Regions from separate parts of the Homo sapiens genome. Here regions 1 and 3 are each linked to region 2. A link is a loop called in an ENCODE intact Hi-C map of the cell type or tissue named here. Cell type or tissue: endothelial cell of umbilical vein. All regions are shown on one strand.

What was found. Hi-C counts contacts between places; a loop is a spot of excess contacts. Peaks named below come from ENCODE experiments on the same cell type or tissue, not always from the same donor. Only the 100,000 strongest peaks of a DNase experiment are listed, where the experiment ranks them.
Region 1: it touches region 2 in a loop (6-fold over the local background); 3 of 110 quality-filtered maps call a loop at or near these places.
Region 3: a loop joins it to region 2, with 7 times the contacts of the local background. A loop is called at or near these places in 11 of 110 quality-filtered maps.

The regions. Positions count from the first base shown.
Region 1 is chrX:48,080,185-48,088,184 of GRCh38, reverse strand. LOC124905272 (small nucleolar RNA U13) reads right to left here and starts at 6,418; the gene lies at 6,315-6,418. In endothelial cell of umbilical vein, a CTCF peak has its summit at 4,771 (motif pointing left); a DNase peak (open chromatin) is centred at 4,774; H3K27me3 peaks cover 140 bases.
Region 2 is chrX:48,586,667-48,594,666 of GRCh38, reverse strand. No RefSeq gene overlaps it. Among named protein-coding and RNA genes, the nearest start is that of WDR13, 6.8 kb to the left of the region's middle. In endothelial cell of umbilical vein, a CTCF peak has its summit at 3,007; a DNase peak (open chromatin) is centred at 3,126; H3K27ac peaks cover 3,371 bases.
Region 3 is chrX:48,535,963-48,543,962 of GRCh38, reverse strand. TBC1D25 (TBC1 domain family member 25) reads right to left here and starts at 4,249. Exons shown (of 6, transcript NM_002536.4): 1 at 4,043-4,249; 2 at 2,521-2,630. The coding sequence starts at 4,165. RefSeq lists enhancers at 3,594-4,094, 4,095-4,595 and a silencer at 4,089-4,308. In endothelial cell of umbilical vein, a CTCF peak has its summit at 4,112; DNase peaks (open chromatin) are centred at 3,812 and 4,462; H3K4me3 peaks cover 932 bases; H3K27ac peaks cover 841 bases.

The DNA.
Region 1 (8,000 bases), 510 kb after region 2:
TATGCAAATAGTGGTAGGCTTGGGGTACGGTGGTCCCAACAAGTCATATGGAGCAAGCATCCTGCTTTGGCTGAAGTTAAATACATAAGCCCTGCAGATCACACATTCATCCACTCTAGCAAGGTAGGTGATAGGTGATATGGTTTGGATCTGTATCTCCACCAAATCTCATGTCAAATTGTAATCCCCAATGTTGGAGGTGGGGCCTGGTGGGAGGTGATTGGATCAAGGGGGTGGATTACTCATGAATGGTTTAGCACCACCCCCTTCGTACTATCCTCACAATAGTGCGTGAGTTCTTGTGAGATCAGGTTGTTTAAAAGTGTGTAGCACTTCCTCTCTGACTCTCTTTTGCTCCTGCTCCTGCCATGTGAGATGCTTGTTCCCCCTTTGCCTTCCACCATGATCAGAAGCTTTCAGAGGCCTCTCCCAAAGCAGAAGCTGCTGTGCTTCCTGCATAGCCTGTATAACGGTGAGCCAATTAATCCTCTTTTCCAGTTACCCAGTCTCAGGTATTTCTTTGTAGCAATGTGAGAACGGATTAATACTGTAGGTTTCCCTAGGAAACTTTTTTTTTTTTGAGACAGAGTCTCGCTCTGTTGCCCAGGCTGGAGTGCAGTGGTATGCTCTTGGCTCACTGCAACCTCTGCCTCCCAGGTTCAAATAATTCTCTTGCCTCAGCCTCCAGAGTAGCTGGGATTACAGGTGTGTGCTACCACGGCCAGCTAATTTTTGTATTTTTTTTTTTTTAAATAGAGATGGGGTTTCGCCATGTTGGCCAGGCTAGTCTCGAACTCCTGACCTCAATCGATCCTCCCACCTCAGCCTCCCAAAGTGCTGGGATTACAAGTGTGAGCCACCATGCTCAGCCTCCCCAGGAAACTGAATTTGTGCTTTCAGAAGACCAGTTTTCTTTTTAGTGAACCCTGCTGTTTGGAGGTTACATGGGAGATGAAAATGCCATGATCTGTTGTGTTCCGTGGCCCAGTCCTGCACATCATGTCCAGCAAAATGGGTCTTTTGGTTACTGTCAATGTGTCAAAGATATCCATACATAGTACTGAGAGCCTCTAAACCTTTAATAGTACTGGCTTGATTAGCTCACTTACAAGGACAAACTTACAGCAGTTCAGTAGCAGTATCTACACAGGCCAATACATACTTTTTGTCTTGACTTACAAAAAGAAGCCCTATATAATTCATTTGCTGATCTGTTATAGGGTAGACAGCCCTATGAGTGTGTCCTGCATGGTATGGTATATAGTGTGGATGGAATCAAGAATGTGGTATACATTTGTATTAGTCCGTTTCTACACTGCTATAAAGAACTACCTAAGACTGCGTAACGTGTAAAGGAAAGAAGCTTAATTGACTCACAGCTCCATGTGGCTGGGGAGGCCTCAGCAAACTTACAATCATGGCAGAAGGCAAAGGGGAAGCAAGGACCTTCTTCACATGGTGGCAGGAGAGAAAGAGAGCAAGGAGGGAACTGCCAAACACCTTTAAACCATCAGATCTCATGAGAACTCACTCACTATCATGAGAACAGCATAGGGGAACCGCCCCCATGATCCAGCCACCTCCCCTGACATGTGTGAATTACAATTCAACATGAGATTTGGGTGCAGACACAGAGCCAAACCATATCAACATTTTTAACAGCTATTGGGAGGTCAGTATATTTTAAGGGCAATCCTGCCTTCTTGGCTATCTCCAAGCCTACTCTTGCACTTCTATGACTACTACTTTTGTTATGTACACAGGTCTCTATTTATTGGCCTGGGACAGAGCACAATGCTTCTAATTGTTCTTAGGGTGTCAGCTTCTATACTTCCTGGAACTGAGTCCTATTGTGTACCACTACATGAAATACCAACTATTTCATCAGCTGCAAGGTGTTGCAGCTTCTCTATGTGTCTTGCCACATGTTCATGCCTTATATGGGTTTGTGCATAAACACCCATTTTTCTTGTTGCCACTGGGCTAGCCACATAATTAGGCCTTTGAATGTAGCCCAGCTATCAGCACAAAGAGCCAGGGGCCAGGGCTTATGTGTGATTATTAACCAAGCAGCTTGCAACTCAGCCCACTGTCTACTGTGATGGGTACTTATATCAAGCCAGATTGTATCAGTTTGTGGTCATATAGCAACAGCGGTCCAAGTACAGGGGTTTCCCTTGCTGGAGCCATCTGTATACCAAGCATGATCAGGGATGCATAACACTCCTTTGCTTATCGAGTCACACACTGGGGTAGGAAGGGGCAAAGGGATGTCCTTTGGTTGCTCACATATAACAAGGCCTAACACAGCATGCAATTCTCGGCTTAAGGGATTGGTTACCAGGACACTTCATTGTTGCAAACAGGCATGCCATTTATTCAAGATAGGTGTTTGGGATTTAAACGGAGGTGGGTGATTTAAATAATCCTTCTATACATCCCTTGATTGGTAGACCAGTTCTCACAGTCATGGGAAGGGTCTTTGCTAATTATTCCACCTTCTGTAAAGCATACACTGCTAGCACTTGTTCAATGGGAGAGTACTGATAGGGACAGGAGGCAGATAAATTCTAGGCAGAAGAAGTGGAGTCCCTGACGAGGGCCCCACCTTCAAGCTTGGAACCGCAGCCCAAAGTGAGAACTTCACATCCCCGTTTTCCTGATCGAATGTTGCCTTTTCCAAAACCACCCCTGGCCCGCCATGCTCTCCATCCTGTACATATAAAAACCCCAGGCTCCACTGGCAGAGAGCAGAGAAGGGGAGAAGAAAAGAAGCAGCTGAACATTGGAGAGGTGCAGTTTGACTTCAGAGGGATGGCTTGATGGCAGAACTTTGGAGAACAGTCTGGCTGAAGATGGCCAGACTTCAGGGGAAGAATACTCTCCTGCTCCTTCCTCTTTCCAGCTCCCTTTCCTGCTGAGAGCCACTTCCATCGGCAATAAAATCCCCTGCATTTGTTATCCTTCAATTCGTTCGTGCAATCTGATTTTTCCTGGATGCTGGACAAGAGCTCGGAATACAAAAAGGCTGTCACACTGACCCTTTGCCCTCACGAAAAGGCAGAAGGTTCACTGAGCTGTTAAACACTTACTTAAGCCATCCTCGGGCAGTAAAGCTAAAAGAGCTCACTGTAATGCATGCCCTGGGGTTTTGGGGGCCCACGGGAGTTTTATCCTCCTTAGATGCTGCCTTGGGGCACGCACAGAGTTTTGCTCCTGCCAGCACCCTAAAGCACTTTCCCTGGCTCTTACACGAGCTCACCTGCATGCTTCCCATCCCACAAGGGGTTGAGAGCTGTGGGCTGAGTAAGCAAGGCACCCCTGTCATGAGGCCTGTGAAGGGGTCAGGGAAAATTTCCTTTCAGTATCTGGCTTCGCTCCTTTCCGTAATTGTGACCAAAATCTTAAAGGGATTGATTTACCATACCGTGGTTGCCATAAGGCCCAACTCCTGCCCACAGGAGTAGCAGTAACATCCAAAGTCATCTCTACTCCCTCTAAAGGGGTGCCTGAGGCTTGCACCTGCTATACTAGCACTTTAGCCTGTTCAAAGCTCCCTGCTGTGACGTGTCTCAGTCTCAATGTTTCCTTTCTCTAATAAGTCCATATAGTGGCCTCAAACATTGGGCTAAGGGTGGGACAAATGCTCTCTAATATCCTAAAAGACCCACAGATGTTTGGATTTCTCTTTTGTTTTCAGAGTTGGATATTACTGGATTTTGTCCATTAATGTACCCAATATAAAAGGAATCTTACTCCACCATGTAACCCCTAAAACTTCACTGCAGGCCCTGGGCCCTAGATCTTCTGAAGGGTTGATTTCCCACCCTTGTTCCAGAAGATGATTGCACAATGCCCTCAGACTTTCATAATACACATGAACATCTCAGAGGTTAACGCCATATTATAAATATAAGAAGACTAAAAAAGAGAAGTCAGGAGTGAGAGCAAAGACAAGTCTCTAGCTATCATTGGGTGACGAATTGTAGGAGTGTGAAATAGCCCTAGGGCAGCACTTGAAAGGTCCACTGGAAACCTTGCCAGGTAAAAGCAATTGGTTTTGTGATTATTTGGACAGTAGAATGCAGAAAAAGGTATTAGCCAAACCTAAGACAGCATGATGTGTACCCAGGACAGACACGATGTGGTTGACTACCTGAGTAATTTAAGAAACTGCAGCTTGTATGGCCAGGGTTACCTTGTTCAATTTCTGGTAACCCGCAGTCATCAGCCAGGCCTGGTCAGGTTTGCATGCAGGCCAGATGGAACTGATAATCTTGCTTTGAGTTGGCCGGATAATATGTACCTTTTAAGTTCCTCAATAGCTGCACTTATTACAGTATGCCCCTCAGGCAATTTGTATTGTTTAACGTTGACAACCTACCTGGGGCTAGAGAATTGTACGGGTTTCCATTTTGACCTCTCCTGAGAATACCTGTACTATACCCACCTTTAATCTGAATTCTTCCACTGAAGTTTACAGTCTTTCCTAACAGAATATCCATGCCTAAAATATTTTATGGAATAGAGGAAATAAGCACCATATATGGGGCAGAGGACACTTTCCCCAAACCGAGATGTATTAAAGTCCTTTTTACCGGGATCATTTGTCCCCCATAACCCTCAATGGCAGACCATTGACCAAAGGGTCTTTCTGAATGTGTCCATGGATTAAAGTACATTCTGTCCCTAGTAAGGCAATAGTCTTAATTCTCAGGACCAGTAAGTGATGAGCTCAATATGGGGCCTCTGGTCGCCCTCTATTGTTCAAACATGGGATTAACCTCGGCCCTAGTAATTTCGGAGCCCGGATGGGATCCACCCTGATAGGCTGGGGCATTACAAGAAGGGGTCTAGTCTTCCTCTTCTGCAGGAGGGGCAGAAAGGAAGCAACGAAATTGCTGTTTAGGCGGTAGTTCCCTCTATGTGACTGCTAATACAGCGTTAGGTTGTTTGTCTATTTTTTATTGGGGTGTTTCTGCTCCCAATAAATCATGCCACATTTACTTACATGTGCCTCTTATCTATCCCTTTCCCTTTTTTTCCTCCTTCTTTCTGTGGGATTTTCTTTTTCCCTTTTGCTAACCCTCGTCAGGTTCCCAAGCTTACCCTGTCCCTGGTTTGCTCAGTTTTTTCCAAATTTGCAATGCCTTGTCCCACATCATATACATCTTGTTCCACTCCAGGCCTCAACAAAGACAGAAAAGGGCCCTGCCATTCTCTTCATGCATGCTGTAGCAATTTATTTTTCACCCTGGCAGTAAAAACTGCTATATCAGTTCCTGTGAAAACCCAGGTATAGATGGCTTGCCTCATTCCTAATTCCCAGAGAAGCCCCAGGGCCTCTTTGATTGACCACCAGCAGGTTGTCCCTCCTGGTAAATCTTTCTCATTAGGCCAAGCCTCTCTCATAGCTAGAATAATCCATTCCATAAGGCTATTCTTCCTGGGTTATGAAGGTATTGCTGCAGGACCAGGTGGGTGATGATATTAATCATTTTTCTCTGCTTGATTCCCAGCTAAAGAAAAACCCTGTGTCCCACAATTGGACCATCTAAGAGGTCAGTGGTTCCTTAGGTGGTTGTTTAAACGTCTTTGCAATCTTTAGGAGTTCTGTAGCAGTGAGATAGTGATAGTGAGAGTGATATACACTGATTGTGAGATTCTCCTGGATCAGCCAACTCCAATTTTGCTGGAGTTGTTCAGCTTTCACTTTCCTGTGCACGAGGGGCGAGCTTGCCAAAGATCTTCATTCCCCTCTTCAGCTATGACTTCTATGTCATCGAAATATTCCTCTCCACAACATTCCCAGGGTTTCCAAATTTTCACATCCCAATCGGGCTTAGTTATGACAGCTTTAATTTCTGGTCATTTCCATTTCATTCCCCCTAGGCGGACCAATCTATCTACATGCTAAGGTTTCAATTTTTGTTCTCTTGGTCGTCAATTTTCTTCATTATGTTGGATGCAAGGAGAAAAGTCAAAAGTCACGTGTCTTTTTCTTGTTGCAATTCCTTCCCTAGCCATTTAATTTTCATCTCTGCTGCTAGCTGGGCCTCCAATGCCAAATGAACAGCCCAGAGAAGTGGCCAGCCCACTGGATAGGTTATCCACCACCCTTCCCTATCGCAGTGCACTATATGGCTTTCAGTTAATAACTCCTTTTGAGTTTTCGGGATGTCCCATTACTCATGCGGAGGTCCACAAGCATCTAACAGAGGTGTCACACCACCCCACATAGATGTTGCTGGCCACCCTGGAGTTTCACGCACAGATGCTTCATTCCCCTTACCCATTTCTTTTTTTTTTTTTCATATCAGATGAATAATGTGCTGATGTCATAACAAGGTTTGAGAAAGGCACATCTCACATAAGCACATGAACACCCAATCATCATGCTTAGGAACTACAAAAGGATCAATTTCTTAGTTCTTCAGCTCCTGCCTGGCTCAGCAAATGTTCCACAGTAGCTGGTATACGCAAACCCACCCCTAAAGGCCAAGGGAACTGAAAGGCAGAAGAATAAGGCTGACAAACCCAGTTCTCAGAAAGGAATATTTAATAGGGACTTAGGAATGCAGGCCATCTCAGGGAGCTCTAAGAGGGTGGAACCCCGCACCCGCCCATCAGAAAGTATTCTTTCTATAGCATGCTTTTAGAGTAAAGACACGTCCAGCCAGTCTGGTCTTAGACTTGCTTGCCAAAACTCTGGAAAACTGGGGAGGCCGGGCACAGTGGCTCACACCTGTAATCCCAACACTGGGAGGCCGAGGCGAGCAAATCACTTGAGGTCAAGAGTTTGAGACCAGCCTGGCCAACATGGTGAAACCCTGTCTCTACTAAAAATGTAAAAATTAGCCAGGTGTGGGTGGCAGGCACCTGTAATCCCAGCTACTCTGGAGGCTGAGGCAGGAGAATTGCTTGAACCCGAGAGGCAGAGGTTGCAGTGAGCCAGGATCGCACCACTGCACTCCAGCCTGGGTGACAGAGCGAGACTCTGGAAGAGAAAGAAAGAGAGAAAGAAAGAAAGAAAGAAAGAAAGAAAGAAAGAAAGAAAGAAAGAAAGAAAGAAAGAAAGAAAGAAAGAAAGGAAGGAAGGAAGGAAGGAAGGAAGGAAGGAAGGAAGGAAGGAAGGAAGGAAGGAGAAAGAAAGAAAGAAAGAGAGAGAAAGAGAGAAAGAGAGAGAGAAAGGAAAGAAAAGAAAAAAAAGAAAAGAAAAGAGAAAGAAAACTGGGCAGGTTAAATAAGCTTATTATTAAGGTTATCTATACTGCAGGAACTGTTTAAAAACCTTGCTGCAGAACACTTCGGTATGCAGGAGTCAAACGTTGATCATGATGGTGGATTTGCTTCAAGATAGCACCGTTTTTGCCATAAACTGGCTGTTTTCTTGCAGGTATATGGAACACACTTTAACTTTTTAAACCCTAAATTAAATAAAATAGTGAAACTCCTCAATTTCTGGGTGATCCCACAACCATGCGCTCAGGTGAATTCCCCCACCCTCTTCAATACATTACACCCAGGAAATCTAAGAAGCACGGTCAGGCCTTTGGATACATTTACTGCAGAAGGGAACCGGAGCATGGAATCATGGGAATCCACCTCCCAAGGCCCAACACTTTCATCCTGAGCTTGCGCATGAAACAATAATGAACGAGATTTTTACCTAAAGGGGATGGGTAGGAACATGGTGGAAAGGAGGGGATGGGAAGTAGGGATGAGCAGGGAGGAACACTTTTATTCTTTTGGTATAGTTTTGCCTCTTTTAAAAGCATAGTAGTGTTTCACATATTGCAAAAATAGATATAGAAAAGTGAGGAAGTAGGTGAAAAAATAAATACATTAAAATAAACTAGGCTTGGGGGGACCCAAAATGGAACATAAATAGAAACAAAGGAACCTAAGTATATTACAAATGAATAACATAACCACGCTAACGGGCATGAGGAAGAAAATAGCTAATCTGAGTAACTTTGGGAAACAGTTATTTTGACTGG
Region 2 (8,000 bases):
TGGGAGGTCAAGGCTGCAGTGAGCCATGCCACTGCACTCTGGCTTGGATGTTAGAGTAAGACCCTGTTTTTTTTTTTTGTTTTTTTTTTTTGTTTTTTTTAAAAAGAGAGAGATATGGGGGTATCTTGATATGTTGCCCAGGCTGGTCTCGAACTCGTGGCCTTGAGGCATCCTTCCACCTCAGCCTCCCAAGGAGCTGAGATTTACAGGCATGAGCCACTGCACCCAGCCCTGAACTGGTCCCCTATTTGTGACTGGCATTGGGTTTATTTCCATGTTCTTTTTTCACCATAAAGAGTGTTGTGATAAATACCTTTCCCATTCACTTCCACCTTCTCTCAACAGAGCCCTGCCCCTTCATCCCACCACTCTGCTTCCAAAGAAATATGATGGAATGAAATAACAGAAGAGTCAGGAATTCGAGTCAGGGATACCTGGGAAATTCTGTTTCACCATTGGAATGAATTCTTTTATTGTTTTTCAATATTAACATATTAAATTTATAAAAATTATTTTTAAAACCTCTTCCTATAAGGCTATAAGATACTAGACAAAACAAGCTGATGAAAGGTTTGTTGGCTGGGCACTGTGGCTCACGCCTGTAATCCCACCACTTTGGGAGGCTGAGGAGGGTGGGTCACTTGAGGCCAGGAGTTAGAGACCAGCCTCGCCAACATGGGCACCTCTGCCTCCCAGCTCAAGCGATTCTCGTGCCTTAGCCTCCCAAGTAGCTGGGACTACAATCGTGCACTACCATGCCAGGCTAATTTTTGTGTTTTTAGTAGAGATGGGTTTCACCATATTGGCCAGGCTGGTCTCGAACTCCTGACCTCACGTGATTTGCCTGCCTTGGCCTCCCGAAGTGCTGGATTACAGGCATGAGCCACTCAGCTGGTTTTTCTTGATTAAACATTCCTCTGCTTGTTACAAGCTTTCGGTTAGTTTTCAAAGTTTGAGACCTGCCTGACAGCATGGTGAGACTCTATCTTTACAAAATAAAAAAAAATAACCAGGCATGATGGTGTACACCTGTAGTCCCAGCTATTCAAGAGGCTGAGGTGGGAGATCACTGGAGCCTGCGAAGTTGAGGCTGCAGTGAACCGTGATCACACCACTGCACTCCAGCCTGGGCAACGCAGTGAGACCCTGTCTCAAAAAAAAAACAAACAAACAAACAAAAAAAAAAAAACAAGAAATGCAAAGGAACGCAGTGGACCACATTGGCTGTGTCTGCTTTTCATTGCTACCACAGGCTGAAATAAAATCTCAAGTTGGGCCCCAACTTCAGAGGACAAAGTAAAAGTGTAGGTGGGAAAGTGTAGGTGGTTCAGGGTACAGGTGTGCTGAGAATCAAGGCCAGAGAGAGAAACGGGAGGAGCCATGGAGCTGAGGTGTAATTGGAGTGGAGACACGGAATCCTCATTCACTTATCTCATCCCTGAAGTTTCTTCCTAAATGGGGTGAGTGGGGGTTGGGATATGAGTTCATAACTTTCATCATTTCCTGATGGGAAAACATTTGCCTCTGAAGCCAAAGTTCTCACAACCCCCAAATGGGGGTTGGTGACAACTCTCTATGCCCTAAGTCAGAAATAAAATTTCTGCCTTTGGAAAAAGCCTCAAACGGAGCACTGTGCGGTCCCCAGCGTGCTGAACTAGCAAGCCAGCCTTCTGACAGATACTTCTTCAGTCCCTGGAGCTACGATTCTAACTGCCAAGATCAATAGTAAGAAAATAATAATGTAAGAAATTGGTAAACTTGTAAATGAAATAGTAGTTTGGCCGGGCATGGCGACTCATGCCTGTAATCCCAACACTTTGGGAGGCCATGCGGGTGGATCACTTGAGGCCAGGAGTTTGAGACCAGCCTGCTCAACATGGTGAAACCCCATCTCTACTAAAAGTAGAAAAATTAGCTGGGCATGGTGGTGGGTGCCTGTTATCCCAGCTACTGAGGAGGCTGAGGCAGGAGAATCGCTTGAACCTGGGAGGTGAAGGTTGAAGTGAGCCGAGATCACGCCACTGCACTCCAGCCTGGGCAACAGAGTGAGACTCTTCTTAAAAAAAAAAATAGTAGTTTGGTTATTGTTGCTGGGGGGCAGGTGTGAAAAATAAATTTGAACTGAAACCAGAATGCACAAAGCCTTGGACTGCTGAGCGTGAGGATAAGGCGGACGTTAAAGCCTGTCGGCCACGGATTCAGAGCCAGCGGAAATCACTTCACAGGGGTAGGACTAGGATCACTCTGGTCTTAAGATCTCAATTCAGCTTGCCCAGTGAGGCATTCAGGGCTAGATTGCAGATCTGGGAGTGTTTAGCCCTTGCATCTGATATCACAGTCCCAGGCAATTACAGCCCTTGATTCTCTTTCTTTCCTGCTAATATGTTGAACTACATCTCATGCTTTTCAAATGTCAAGCCACCCTTGCTGTCCTGGGATAGGTCCCACCTGGTTGTGGTGATAGCCTGCATTACTGAGTGCTGACTATACTGATCTTATATGTACTGTCACAAACCTAAGGAGGTAGGTATGACATTTAAGCCCCATTTTGAAGATAGGGAAAGTGAACTCTAGAGGGGTTTACTGCCCATGGCCACAGATGTAGACAATATTAGAACTAGTATTTGGACTCCAGTGGGAAGTCGAACTGTTTTGTTTTTTTTTGTTTGTTTGTTTTTTACTTTAAGTTCTGGGATACCTGTGCAGAACATGCAGGTTTGTTACATAGGTATACATGTGCCATGGTGGTTTGCTCCACCTATCCACGCATCATCTAGGTTTTAAGCCCCGCATGCGTTAGGTATTTGTCCTACTGCTCGAACTAGACTGTTTCTTATCCTGGACACCAGAAACCACCAACCACTGGTAACCAGCCAGCATTGTTGACAATAATGCCCCGTCCTTCTCCTAGCTCTGTGCACCCCCAGCACTAAGTCCCAGATCTAGTTCTGTTCCTGGTCTCTTCTGACCTCCAGGACTGCTCTATGCACCAAGGTCTGCAATGGCGTCCAGCTACCGTGAGGGGCTGATCTCCTCCTAGGCTTCCTCTCCAACCTCACCTCTTGGCACTCTTACTCCATCAGGTTATGTTCCAGCCACGCTGGCTTCCTGTCACATGCTTTGAAAACTGTACAAAGTGTTCCTGGTATCTGGAATGCTCTTTGCTATGACTCACTTCCCTGACACTTCTCATCCCATGGTCATGTCACTAATAACAAGCACTTTATTTATGCCAGGCACTCTTTGAAGCACTTTATTTATTTATTTATTCATTTTAATTTGTTATTTTTTTGAGACAGTCTCACTGTCATTCAGGCTGGAGTGCAATGGCGCAATCTCGGTTCACTGCAACCTCTGCCTCCCGAGTTCAAGCAGTTATCCTGCCTCGGCCTTCCGAGTAGCTGGGATTACAGGCATGCGCCACCATGCCTAGCTAATTTTTGTATTTTTAGTAGAGACGGGGTTTCTCCTTGTTAGCCAGGCTGGTCTCGAACTCCTGACCTCAAGTGATCCACCCGCCTCGGCCTCCCAAAGTGCTGGGATTACAGGTATGAGCCACTGTGCCCAGCCTGAAGCACTTTACATTAATAGAAAACCTTGTGTAATCCTTACAACAGCAGTCTTGTGAAGTAGATACTATTGCCATCTCATCTCACAGGTGAGGAAATGAAAACAAAGAGAGGAAGTGACCTGCCCAAGGTCACACAGCCAGTAAGCAATGGAACTGGATTTATATGTAGGCCACTTGGCTCCGAATCCCTGTTCTTAACCACAACACTAACACCAACTGTCAAGTTACTTTTTGTGAGCTCATCTAGTGTGGATTCCTAACAAGTACTTTGTCATCCCGCCCTCGCTTTGCTTGATCTGTCAGCAAACCCTGTGAGTTCCACCTTCAGAATATGCCAGAATCCGAGCTCTCCTCTCGGCGTCCACTGCCGCCACCACCATCACTGGTTTGGATGACTGCAGCAGCCTCCTCACCACTGCCGTCCTCGCCCCCTCTCCTCAATCTGTCCTCACGGCAGCCAGAATGATCCTGTTGCAACCCAAGTCAGCCCAGGGCCCTCCTCTGCTCAGAGCCCTGCCGTGGCTCTCATCTCTCTCAGAGAAAAAGCCAAAGTCCTCTCCGTGGCCCACGAGGCCCTCCGGGCCCTCCCTGACCTCACCACCCACCACTGGCCCCTGGCTCACTCTGCTCCTGCCCCGCTGGCTTTCTTGCTGTTCCCCACACACCAAGCAAGCTCCTGCCTCAGGGCCTTTGCACCTGTTTGCTTTTCCCTCTGCCTTTAATTCTCTTCCAGATGTCGAAGCAAGGTAAGGCTGACAGGTTTGGTTGGAAATGAAACAAGCCCTAGTTACATTCAGATGTTACTTACGTGGACCACGAAAGCAAGAACATCCACAGATTCTGGTTCATGTCCCTTGTGCCGGGCAACACCGAAATGAAAGGGGCGAGATGACCACACACCAGGTGGCAGGACACCTTGTTGCTGAGGAGCTAATTTCATGCTGCAGCTAAGCAGTTCTATAGCCCAGAGGTGAGGGGTAGAAAGCCTCAAACCCCACCAGAACCTCAGGAGGTGGGGAGAAAACTGTCTCACAACAGGCTCCTTGGTAGATAGGAGGTGAATGGTAAATGGCCTCGTGAGAATTCCCCACAGACCTTCCGTGCTCTGTGTTCCGAGGATTACAGGGCGTTCTGCCAAGACTTACATCAGCTTACCTACGTGGCCCATGTGGAGACGTGCAACGGAGCCAGAGCGCTATGGAGGAACCATTCCCACGAACTAGACCACTGGATATCCTCCTTGACTGCTCTCCCTCGAACATCGGGTCTCTGTTGAAAGGCACCTTTTCAGAGTCACCTTCCCTGACTGCCATGTGTAAACCATCACATCTCACTCTCCACCCCCACCCTGCTTTATTTCCCTTAATGCTTCCCACTCCCTAACATTACATTACACGGCAATGTTTTAGCTTATTGTAGGTGGACCCCACCAATGCATGATATAATGAAACTTCACAAAATCAAGTTTTAACAAATTTAAGAAGAATGAAATCATATCAAGAGCCTTTCTGACCACAATGGTATAAAAGTAGAAATCAATAAAAGGAGGAAAATCAGAACACTCACCAATATGTGGAAATTAAACAATACACTTCTGGCTGGGCACGGTGGCTCATGCCTGTTAATTCCAGCACTTTGGGAGGCCAAGACAGGAAGAGCTGTTTTTTTTTTTTTTTTTTTTGAGACGGAGTCTCACTCTGTCTGGAATGCAGTGGCACTCTCTCTGCTCACTGCAACCTCTGCCTGCCAGGTTCAAGCGATTCTCCTGCCTCAGCCTCCCAAGCAGCTGGGATTACAGGCGCCTGCCACCACGCCTGGCTAATTTTTTGTATTTTTAGTAGAGAGGGGTTTCACCATGCTGGCCAGGCTGGTCTCAAACTCCTGACCTCAAGTGATTTGCCCACCTCGGCCTCCCAAAGTGCTAGGATTACAGGCATGAGCCACTGCACCCCGCCAGGAAGATCTCTTGTGGCCAGGAATTCAACACCAGCCTTAGCAACATAGTGAGACCCTTGTCTCTACAAAAAATAAAAGAATTAGCTGGGCATGGTGGTGTGCGCCTGTAGTCTCAGCTACTTGGGAGGCTGAGGTGGGAGGATCCCTAGAGCTCAGGAGGTGGAGGTTGCAGTGAGCTGTGATCTTGCCACTGCACTCCAGCCTGGGTGACAGAGCAAGACCCTGTCCCAAAAAAAAAAAAAAAAAAAAAAGAAAAAAGAAATAAAGATCTCAAATAAACAACCTAACTTTATACCTCAAGGGACTAGAAAAATAATGAAGTCCAAAGTTAGCAGAAAGATGGAAATAACAAAATCAGGGCAAAAATAAATGAAATAGATGAAAAAAATATAAAAGATTAATGACACTAAGAGTTGGTTTTTTGAAAAGATGAACAAAGTAAATAAAATCAGAAACATTACAAGTGAAACGACAGAAAAACAAAGGACCTGCCAGGCACAGTGGCTAACGCCTGTAATCCCAGCACTTTGAGAGGCTGAGGTGGGAAGATCACTTGAGGTCAGGAGTTCGAGACCAGCCTGGCCAACACGGCGAAACTCCATCTCTACTAAAAATACAAAACCTAGCCAGGCATGGTGATGTGTGTCTGTAATCCCAGCTATCCAGGAGGCTGAGGCGGGAAGGATCACTTAAGCCTGGGAGGTTGAAGCTACAGTGAGCCGTGATTGTGCCACTGCACTCCAGCCTGGGCGACAGAGTGAGACCCTATCTCAAATAATAATAATAAGCCTACTAAACACTACTATGAACAGTTGTTACACAAATTGGATAACCTAGAAACAATGGACACATTCCTAGAAATATACACTCTACCAAGACCGAATCAGGAATAGAAAATCTGAACAGACTGATAACAAGTAAGGAGATTGAATCATTCATCAAAAATCTCCCAACAGGACGGGCACGGTGGCTCACGCCTGTAATCCCAGCACTTTGGGGGGCCAAAGTGGGCAGATCACCTGAGGTTAGGAGTTGAAGACCAGCCTGGTCAACATGGTGAAACCCCGTCTCTACTAAAAATACAAAAATTAACCGGGCATGGTGGTGGGTGCCTGTAATCTCAGCTACTCAGGAGGCTTAGGCAAGAAAATTGCTTGGTCGTGGGAGGTGGAGGTTGCAGTGAGAGCCGAGATCAAACCACTCCAGCCTAGGCGGCAGAGTGAGACTCCGTCTCAAAAAAGGAAAAAAAAAATTGAAGAAGAGGGAACACTTCCAAACTCATTTTATGAGAACAGAATTACCCTGATGCCAAAGTCAGATAAATGGTAGTGGGGGTGGGAGGAGGTGGGGATGGTTAATGGGTACAAAAAATAGAAAGAATGAATAAGATCTAGTCTTTGACAGGACAATAGGGTGACTATATCCAATAAAAATTTAATTATACATTTAAAAATAAATAAAATAAGCTGGGCGCGGTGGCTCACGCCTGTAATCCCAGCACTTTGGGAGTCCGAGGTGGGCAGATCACCTGAGGTCAGGAGTTCGAGACCAGCCTGACCAATATGGAGCACCCCCATCTTTACTAAAAATACAAAATTAGCCGGGTGTGGTGGTGCATGCCTGTAATCCCAGCTACTCGGGAGGCTGAGGCAGGAGGATTGCTTGAACCTGGGAGGCAGAGGTTGTGGTGAGCCGAGATCGCGCCATTGCACTCCATCCTGGGCAACAAGAGTGTAACAGTCTCAAAAAAAAAAAAAATAGCTGGGCATGGTGGTGTGTGCTCATAGTCCTAGCTGCTGGGGAGGCTGAGGTGGGAGGACTGCTTGAGCCCAGGAGTTCGAGACTGTAGTGAGCTGTGATTGTGTTACTGGACTCCAGCCTGGGCAACAGAGCAAGACCCTCTTTAAACACACACACACGCATGCACACACACACACACACACACACACCCAGTGGAACAGGATCAAGGGCCCAGAAAATAGGGAGTCTCTCTGAGCCTACTCTGGCTTGGGAGGCTGCCTGATAAAAACAAAAAACAAAAACCAACCCCCAAAACCCAAGAGAGCCCAGAAATAAACCCACACATACAATATAAACTAATCTTATCCCCCGCCACCCAAGACGGAGTCTTGCTCTGTTGCCCAAGCTGGAGTGCAGAGGTGCGATCTCGGCTCACTGCAACCTCTGCCTCCTGGGTTCAAGCGATTCTCCTGCCTCGGCCTCCCAAGTAGCTGGGATTACAGGCATGTGTCACCATGCCCGGCTATTTTTTTTTTTTTTTTGTATTTTTAGTAGAGACAGGGTTTCACCATGTTGGCCAGGCTGATCTCAAACTCCTGACCTCGTGATCCGCCTGCCTTGGCCTCCCAAAGTGCTGGGATTACAGAGGGGAGCCACCGCGCCCAGCTAGTATCAACTAATCTTTGACAGAAGTGCTATGAATACACAATGGAGGAAAGACAGTCTTCAATAA
Region 3 (8,000 bases), 51 kb after region 2:
CCAATGTTTGCGAGGGTGTGAGGGAAACAGGCATTTATGTGCTGCTGATGAGATCATAAATTCGTTTTTTTTTTTTTTTGAGACGGAGTCTCACTCTGTCGCCCAGTCTGGAGTGCAATGGTGCGATCTCGGCTCGCTGCAAGCTCCGCCTCCCGGGCCCATGCCATTCTCCTGCCTCAGCCTCCCAAGTAGCTGGGACTACAGGCGCCCACCACCACGCCTGGAGAATTTTTTGTATTTTTAGTAGAGACGGAGTTTCACCGTGTTAGCCAGGATGGTCTTGATCTCCTGACCTCGTGATCCACCTGCCTCAGCCTCCCAAAGTGCTGGGATTACAGGCATGAGCCACAGCGCCCGGCTGAGATCATAAATTGATAAAACCTGTCTGGAGAGCATTTTGGAAACACCCATTAATAGTTCAAAAAGCAGGCCAGGTGCGGTGGCTCATGCCTGTAATCCCAGCACTTTGGGAGGCTGAGGCGGGTGGATCACGAGGTCAGGAGATCGAGACGATCCTGGCCAACACGGTGAAACCCCATCTCTACTAAAAATACAAAAATTAGCCGGGCATGGTGGCGCACGCCTGTAGTACCAGCTACTCAGGAGGCCGAGGCAGGAGAATTGCTTGAACTCAGGAGGTGGAGGTTGCAATGAGACGAGATCACACCACTGCACTCCAGCCTGGACGACAGAATGAGACTGTCTCAAAAAAAAAATTTTTTTTAAAGCAAATACCCTTTTACCTGGCAATACCACTGCTAGGAATTTATCCTATGACTAGATGTTTCCAAATACAGTAGTCCCTCTTTATCTACAGGGGATACATTCCAAGACCCCCCCGAGTGGATGCCTGAAACTGCAGATAGTACCAAGCCCTATATATACTATGTTTTTTTTCATATACATACATACCTATGATAAGGTTTAATTGATAAATTAGGCACAGTAAGAGATTAACAATAATAGAACAATTATGACAATACAGATGCTTCTTGACTTATGACAGGGTTATGTACCAATAAACTCATCGTAAGTTGGAAATACTGTAAGTTGACAATGCATTTGGCTGGGCGCAGTGGCTCACCTGTAATCCCAGCACTTTGAGAGGCTGAGGCGGGCGGATTGCTTGAGCTCAGGAGTTTGAGACTGCCCTGGGCAACATGGCGAAACCCTGTCTCTACTAAAGATACAAAAAATTGGCCGGGTGCGGAGGCTCACGTGCCTGTAATCCTAACACTTTGGGAGGCCGAGGTGGGCGGATCACTTGAGATCAGGAGTTTGAGACCAGCCTGACCAACCTCATGAAAATTAGCTGAGTGTGGTGGTGCACACCTGTAATCCCAGCTACTCTGGAGGCTGAGGCATGAGAATCACTTGAACCCGGGAGGCAAAGGCTGCAATGAGCCAACATCGGACCACTGCACTCCAACCTAAGTGACAGAGTGAGACTCTGTCTCCAAAAAAAAAAAAAAGAGAAGATCAAAAAACTATCTGGGACTGGGTGCGGGGGCTTACACCTGTAATCCTAGCACTTTGGGAGGCCGAGGTGGACAGGTAACTTGAGGTCAGGTGTTCGAGACTAGCCTGACCAACATGGTGAAACCTTGTCTCTAATAAAAATACAAAAATTAGCAGGCGTGGTGGTGCGTGCCTGTAATCCCAGCTACTTGGGAGGCTGAGGCAGGAGAATCACTTGAACCCGGGAAGCGGAGGTTGCAGTGAGCTGAGACTGCGCCACTGCACTGCAGCCCGGGGGACAAGAGCAAAACTCCGTCTCAAAAAAAAAAAAAAAAAAAATTATCCGGGCATAGTGGTGCATGCCTGTAGTCCCAGCTACTTGGGAGGCTGTGACAGGAGAATCACTTGAACCTGGGAGATGTCACTGCACTGCAGCCTGGGTGACAGTTAGACTCCATCTCAAAAAAAAAAAAAAAAAGAAATAAAAAGGAAAATGCATTTAACACATTTATCCTACCAAACATCACAGGTTAGCCTAGCCTACCTTAAACGTGCTCAGAACGCTCACATTAGCCTACAGTTGGGAAAATCATCTAACACAGAGTCTGTTTTACAACAGTGTTGAATATTTCATGTAATTTATTGAACACTGTACTGAAAGTGAAAAGCAGAATCGCTGGGCACTTGCAGTACAGTTTCTACCAAATGCGTATCGCTTTTGCACCATTGTAAAGTTGAAAAATCCTAAGTCCAGTTATTGTAAGTTGGGGACTGTCTGTAAACTGTAATAAAAGTAATATGAATGTGGTCTCTCTCTCTCTCTCAAAATATCTTATTGTATGTAATATTTGCAGACTGAGGTTGACCATGGGTAACTGAAACTGCAGAAAGCAAAACCACAGACAAAAGTAGACTACTGTGCTCCAAGACATGCATACGTGGCTGTTCACTGTGGGATTATTTGTAGTAGTAAAATAAACAAAAACCCTACCAAACAAAGGCCAGATAGCCACTGTAGAGGTCGGTGGCCCACTGGCCAGTCCCCAGCATCTTCCCACTCACCCACTCAAATCAAAGGCTCGGATGAGGATGTGCTGCAACACGTCGAGCGAGGTGATCTGGGGATCTACAGCAAAAGAGCGGAACTCTGGCGGCAAGAAGCTCTCACATTTCTGGGGAGAGAAGACATGGGGTAGGCCACCAGGGGCCCCATCACCATGCTGAAGAGTGAGGTGCAGAGTGGTAGAAGGCAAAGTCAGAGAGGTGCCAGGGGCCAGATCAAGGCAGGTGTTCTGGACCACAGGGTCCAGTGAGGAGGAGGCTACTGCAAGAGTTCAGGCCCCCAATCCTTCTTCTATATCCCTTCAACTATGGTTGCCAGAATCACCGTGTCCAGTCTGGCTCCTGTTAAATCAGTCCTCTATGGTGCTGTAACCAATCTAACACATCTACCTACAACACTCCCCTGCTTCAATCTCTTCAATGGCAACCCTAGAGTCCCAGCAAGCGGGCCTATGGGGCCCCAGCCAGCCTCTCACCAGGTTTTTTGAACTTTACACTCTAGTAGTACCAAACTGTTAGAAGTTACCTTGAAACCATCCTGACTCCAGGCCATTGATTGTGCTGATCCCCTGTCTGGAACATCCCTCCCACTTTCTTCACGTGGTTCACGCCCAGCTCAGGCATCATCTTTTTTCTGAATGTCAAACTTCTACCTTAGAGCTCTATTACACTGAAGTGATGTGTGGACCCTCTTATCACTGCCAGTGCCACTGGTTGGTCGGAGCCACCATCATTGTTTACTGGAACTATGGCAACAGCGTTCTTCCTCAGCATACACACCAAAGGCCCTTGGCGATCTGTCTCTGTCTTAGCGCTCTGATTCACCTCCTACCACTCTTCCCCTCATTCTCTCCACTCCAGCAATCAGGAACCTACGGGAACATGCCAGGCTCATTCCCATCCTCTAGTCTTTGCCCTTGCTATTCCTTCTGCCTAGAATACTCTTCCCTTCTAATATGCACATGGCTGACTCCTTTTATTCGGGTCTCTGCTCCTTCAATACCTCCTCTGGGGATTTCCCTGTACAACCTTGGCTAACGTGACTCCCTATTTCATAACCTTTTTCATTATTTTAGTGTCCGAAGCATCTCATTTCTTTAGTTGTCTCCACCCACGAGCCTGTCAGCTCATCAAAGTGGGAACTTGCACATAAGTGCACTCTCAACACATGGGTTGACTGACTCCAGAGCCAGCACCTTCTCATTCCTCAGAGCCCCACCCTCAACTACTGCGGCCCCTCCTCCAGCCCCATAGCCCCTCCCCTTTGTCTATAAGCTCCACCCATTCATCCCATAGACCCCCGCCTCGTCCCTCTATTTTCAGTCCCACGCCCCAAGGTACGTCGCTAACGCTCTCAGGCTCTCAGGCCCTCCCTACCCCTCGCCATCATCACTTGGCCCTCAAGCTTCGCCGCTCAGGTTATGTCCGAAATCTCAGGTCCCGCCCTCCATCCTATGACAGCCACCGCCTCCCCCTCCCCTGGGATGCCTCGGCGGCTGGGCCGACTCACCGCCAGCCTCACCTTGACTCGGACCCGCACCACCTCTCGCTCCTCCTCCTCAGCGGCCGCCGCCGCCTGAGCTCCCACACCGGGCGGGGGCGCTCCGGAGCCAGACAAGTCCGAGGCCCCGGAGGCTGTTGCCATCCCGCCGCCGCCCGTCTCAGGGTGACGGCTGACCGTTGCCCCCCACCCCGGCGCACACTCTACTGTACTGACGCCCGCCGCCCCACCTCGTGCCGGGGCGCAGGCGCAGAGGGCGCCGCGCGACCCTACCCCCCACCGTCCCTCCCACCTGGCCCTGCCTGGAGGTCGCCTCTGCGCCTGCGCCTAGAGTGCTGTTGCCAGGAGCCCCGCCCCCAAAAGTCGGGCATTTTGCTCTATTTCAGCTAGCGTGCAGACGCCTACTGAGGCCCCGCCTCCCCCAGCCCCGTGGTTTGGTTGTTTTGACAGCATACTTCCGGATTCACGGAGGTGTTAAACTGACGCCTCGTTCGCCAAGAGAAGGGGGCGGGGAAAGGAAGAGGCTGCGTGATGACGTCAGGCCCACACCCCGCCTCAAGTTGCCTCACGCCTCTGCTGGCAGATGATGTCATCTATTTCAAATACCAGTGGCCCTCGCTTCAAATGAATCCACTGAACAGAAAAAAATCCTTTTTTTTTTTATTTTTTTAGGCAGGGTCTCGCTCTGTCATCCAGGTTGGAGTGCAATGGCGCGATCACAGCTCACTGTAGCCTCAAAGTGAGCTATGATCAAGCGATCCTCCTGCCTCAGCCTCCCAAGAGCTGGGACTACAGGCGCGTGCTACCACGCCCAGCCAATTTTTGTATATCTTGTATAAACAGGGTTTAGCTGTGTTGCCCAGGCTAGTCTCGAACTCCTGACCTCAAGTGATCCACCCGTCTCGGCCTCTCAAAGTGTTGGGATTACAGGTGTGAGCCACAGCCCTCGGGTAAAGTGTTTTTAAAAATATACTCAGCAGGGTGCAGTGGCTCACGCCTTATAATCTCAGCACTTTGGGAGGCCGAGGCGGGCTGATCGCTTGAGCCCAGGAGTTCTAGACCAGCCTGGGCAACACAGCGAGACCCCGTCTCTAACAAAAAATTAAACAATTAGCTGGACGTGGTGGCGCACACCTGCAGTCCCAGCTACTCGGGAGGCTGAAGCGGCAGGATGGCTGAGCCCAGGAAGTCAAGGCTGCAGTGAGCGGTGATCACACCACTGCCCTAACCTGCACCACAGAGCAAGGCCCTGTTTCAAAAAAAATTAATAATTTATACCCTGACTTAGTAAGGTCAGATAAAACAGGAAAATGGTTTACACATTGTGAAAATTCATGGAGATTTTGTACACTGATGATTTTTGTACTTCCTGTATGAATGTTATACTTCATTAAATAATTTGCCCCCAAAAAACACTATTATGCTCTCTGGAGTTCTAGCTTTTTAGTTTGCCTTTGTCTGAAACTTGACGAGATCATACTTTCCCAAGTTTACACATCTAGGAGGCAAATTTCCAGGTAATTCAACTCCAGGAAGGACACTAATGCTTCTAATTGAAACCCAGGAAGAAGTTAACAATCAAGCCTTCAGAAGGCAGAAAGCGAGACAGACCCAGGGAGCTCAGCAGCATATCTCTAAAGCTCTGCCATTATTGAACCAGCTCAAAGGATCCCCGGTCTTTGTGTCCCTTTTCCAAGTTTCACATTCTCAGATCTTGGGGAATCACTGAATCACTGGAAAAGCCCTCTGTCCAGCTTGGTCTAGAGATTTCTTTGAAACCTGACTAAAATGTTGGTACTGACTGCCAGGGACCAGTTGAAAGAGAAGTGGCCAGGCTCAACTACGAACCAATCAATGGGGCCCAAATGATACCATCTATAAAAGATCAGCTTTTTGGGGTCCCAGAGCAGGGTGGATAATGGATCCGGAAGAGCAAATGGGGAATGCCCAGCAGAGCATGCAAAAGGCTCAGCAATGTGCTGAGCACATAGTTAGTGATCAAAACAATGAATGGAAGAAGCCAAGAATAAATGAAGAAAAATTTTAAAAAATAAACTGAGTCAGGCACAGTGGCTCACACTTGTAATCCCAGCACTTTGGGAGGCCGAAGTGGGAAGATCGCTTGAGCCGGGGAGTTTGAGACCAGCCTGGGCAACATAGGAAGACCCTGTCCCTACAAAATTAAAAAAAAAAAATTAGCTGGGTCTGATGGTGCGCACCTGTGCTCCTAGCTATTCGGGAGGCTGAGGTGGGAGGATTACTTGAGCCTGGGAGGTCCAGGCTGCAATGGAGTTGTGATCACGCCACTACACTCCAGCCTGGGTGACAGAGTGAGAACCTGATTAAAAAAAAAAAAAAGCCCACAAAACTTTGCTTTTGTCTTACCTAATCTTCATAACATGTTAAGGTTGGTCCTGTTCTTAAATGGTGTATGTCTACTAGATATTGGCTGAATTATTGAATATATCTTAGACTCTTCTGAGAAACTTTATATGTGGCAAAATGCAAAAAGGCAGTCTTCCCACTTAATTGCACAACATCCGTGCGGTTTGGACAAAATACAGGCTGCACTTACAAATGTTATTTCTGGCCGGGCACAGTGGCTCACGCCTGTAATCCCAGCACTTTAGGAGGCCGAGGCGGGCGGATTACGAGGTCAGGAGATGGAGACCATCCTGGCTAACACGGTGAAACCCCGTCTCTACCAAAAATACAAAATAATTAGCCAGGCGTGGTGGCGGGCGCCTGTAGTCCCAGCTACTCGGGAGGCTGAGGCAGGAGAATGGTGTGAACCTGGGAGGCGGAGCTTGCAGTGAGCCGCCACTGCACTCCAGCCTGCACTCCAACCTGGGCAACAGAGCGAGACTCCGTCTCAAAAAAAAAAAGTAAACAAAAAACAAAAACAAATGTTATTTCCAACAAAGGAGTCTTGTAAGATACTAGCACTCCAACTATTGTGTCCGTGTCATATGGACGCAACCCTCAAGGTTAACTTTTTAGGTAAGTCTGCAATTCTATTTTGGTGTCTTTTAAGACAACATGTTGCCTTGGTATTAACATTAAATAGATATCTCTATTTTTAGAAGGTATAAATAATGGGGATTTTCTCTGAAAGCCAGAAAAGGATTATTGGCATGTCTCTCTTGCCCCATGTGTTTAGAGTCAAAATCACTTATAGCACTGCTGGATTTTCTGATGGAAACAAGGAGTAAGAGCCTGCTTTTCATTTATCATAGGGTGGGATGTGCAAACCATTAGCCTGGAGTTTGGAATCGATCCTAAGGACACTGGGGCAAAGGTTTAGACAGGGGTATGATGTGGTCAGATGCCTCTGTCTTGGTCCTGGGGAGAGCTTTGGATGGAAAGATACTGGAAGCAAGGAGATCAAAAAGGAGGTCCTTGCCATAGTCCTGGGGAGAACTTTCTTTTTTGTTTATTCATTCTTCCATTCAACAAATATAAAGTATATGCTAGGCAGTCTACATAAATTAATTCTTATAATCTGCATAAAAACCCTATGAGGTAGTATCTTAGTCCATTTTTCTGTTGCTATAATCAAATACCCAAGACTGGGTAATTTATAAAGAAATTTGAGAGGCTGAGGTGGGAGGATTGCTTTGAGGCCAGTTCAAAACAGCCTCAGCAACATAGCAAGACCCTGTCTCTACAAAAAAATTTAAAAATTAGCTGAGCATGGCAGTATGCCTGTAGTACTAGCTACTTAGGAGGCTGAGGCAGGAGGATTGCTTATGCTCAGAAGTTTGAGGCTGCAGTGAGCTGTGATCATGCCACTACACTCTAGTCTGGGTGACAGAGTGAGACCCTGTCTCTAAAAACAACAACAACAACAACACCCCCCCCCCACCAAAAAAAAAAAAGAAAGAAAAGAAATTTATTTCTTACAGTTCTGGAGGCTGGGAAGTCCATGGTCAAGGAGTCACATCTGGTGAGGGCCTTCTGCTGGTGGGGCCTCTCTGTG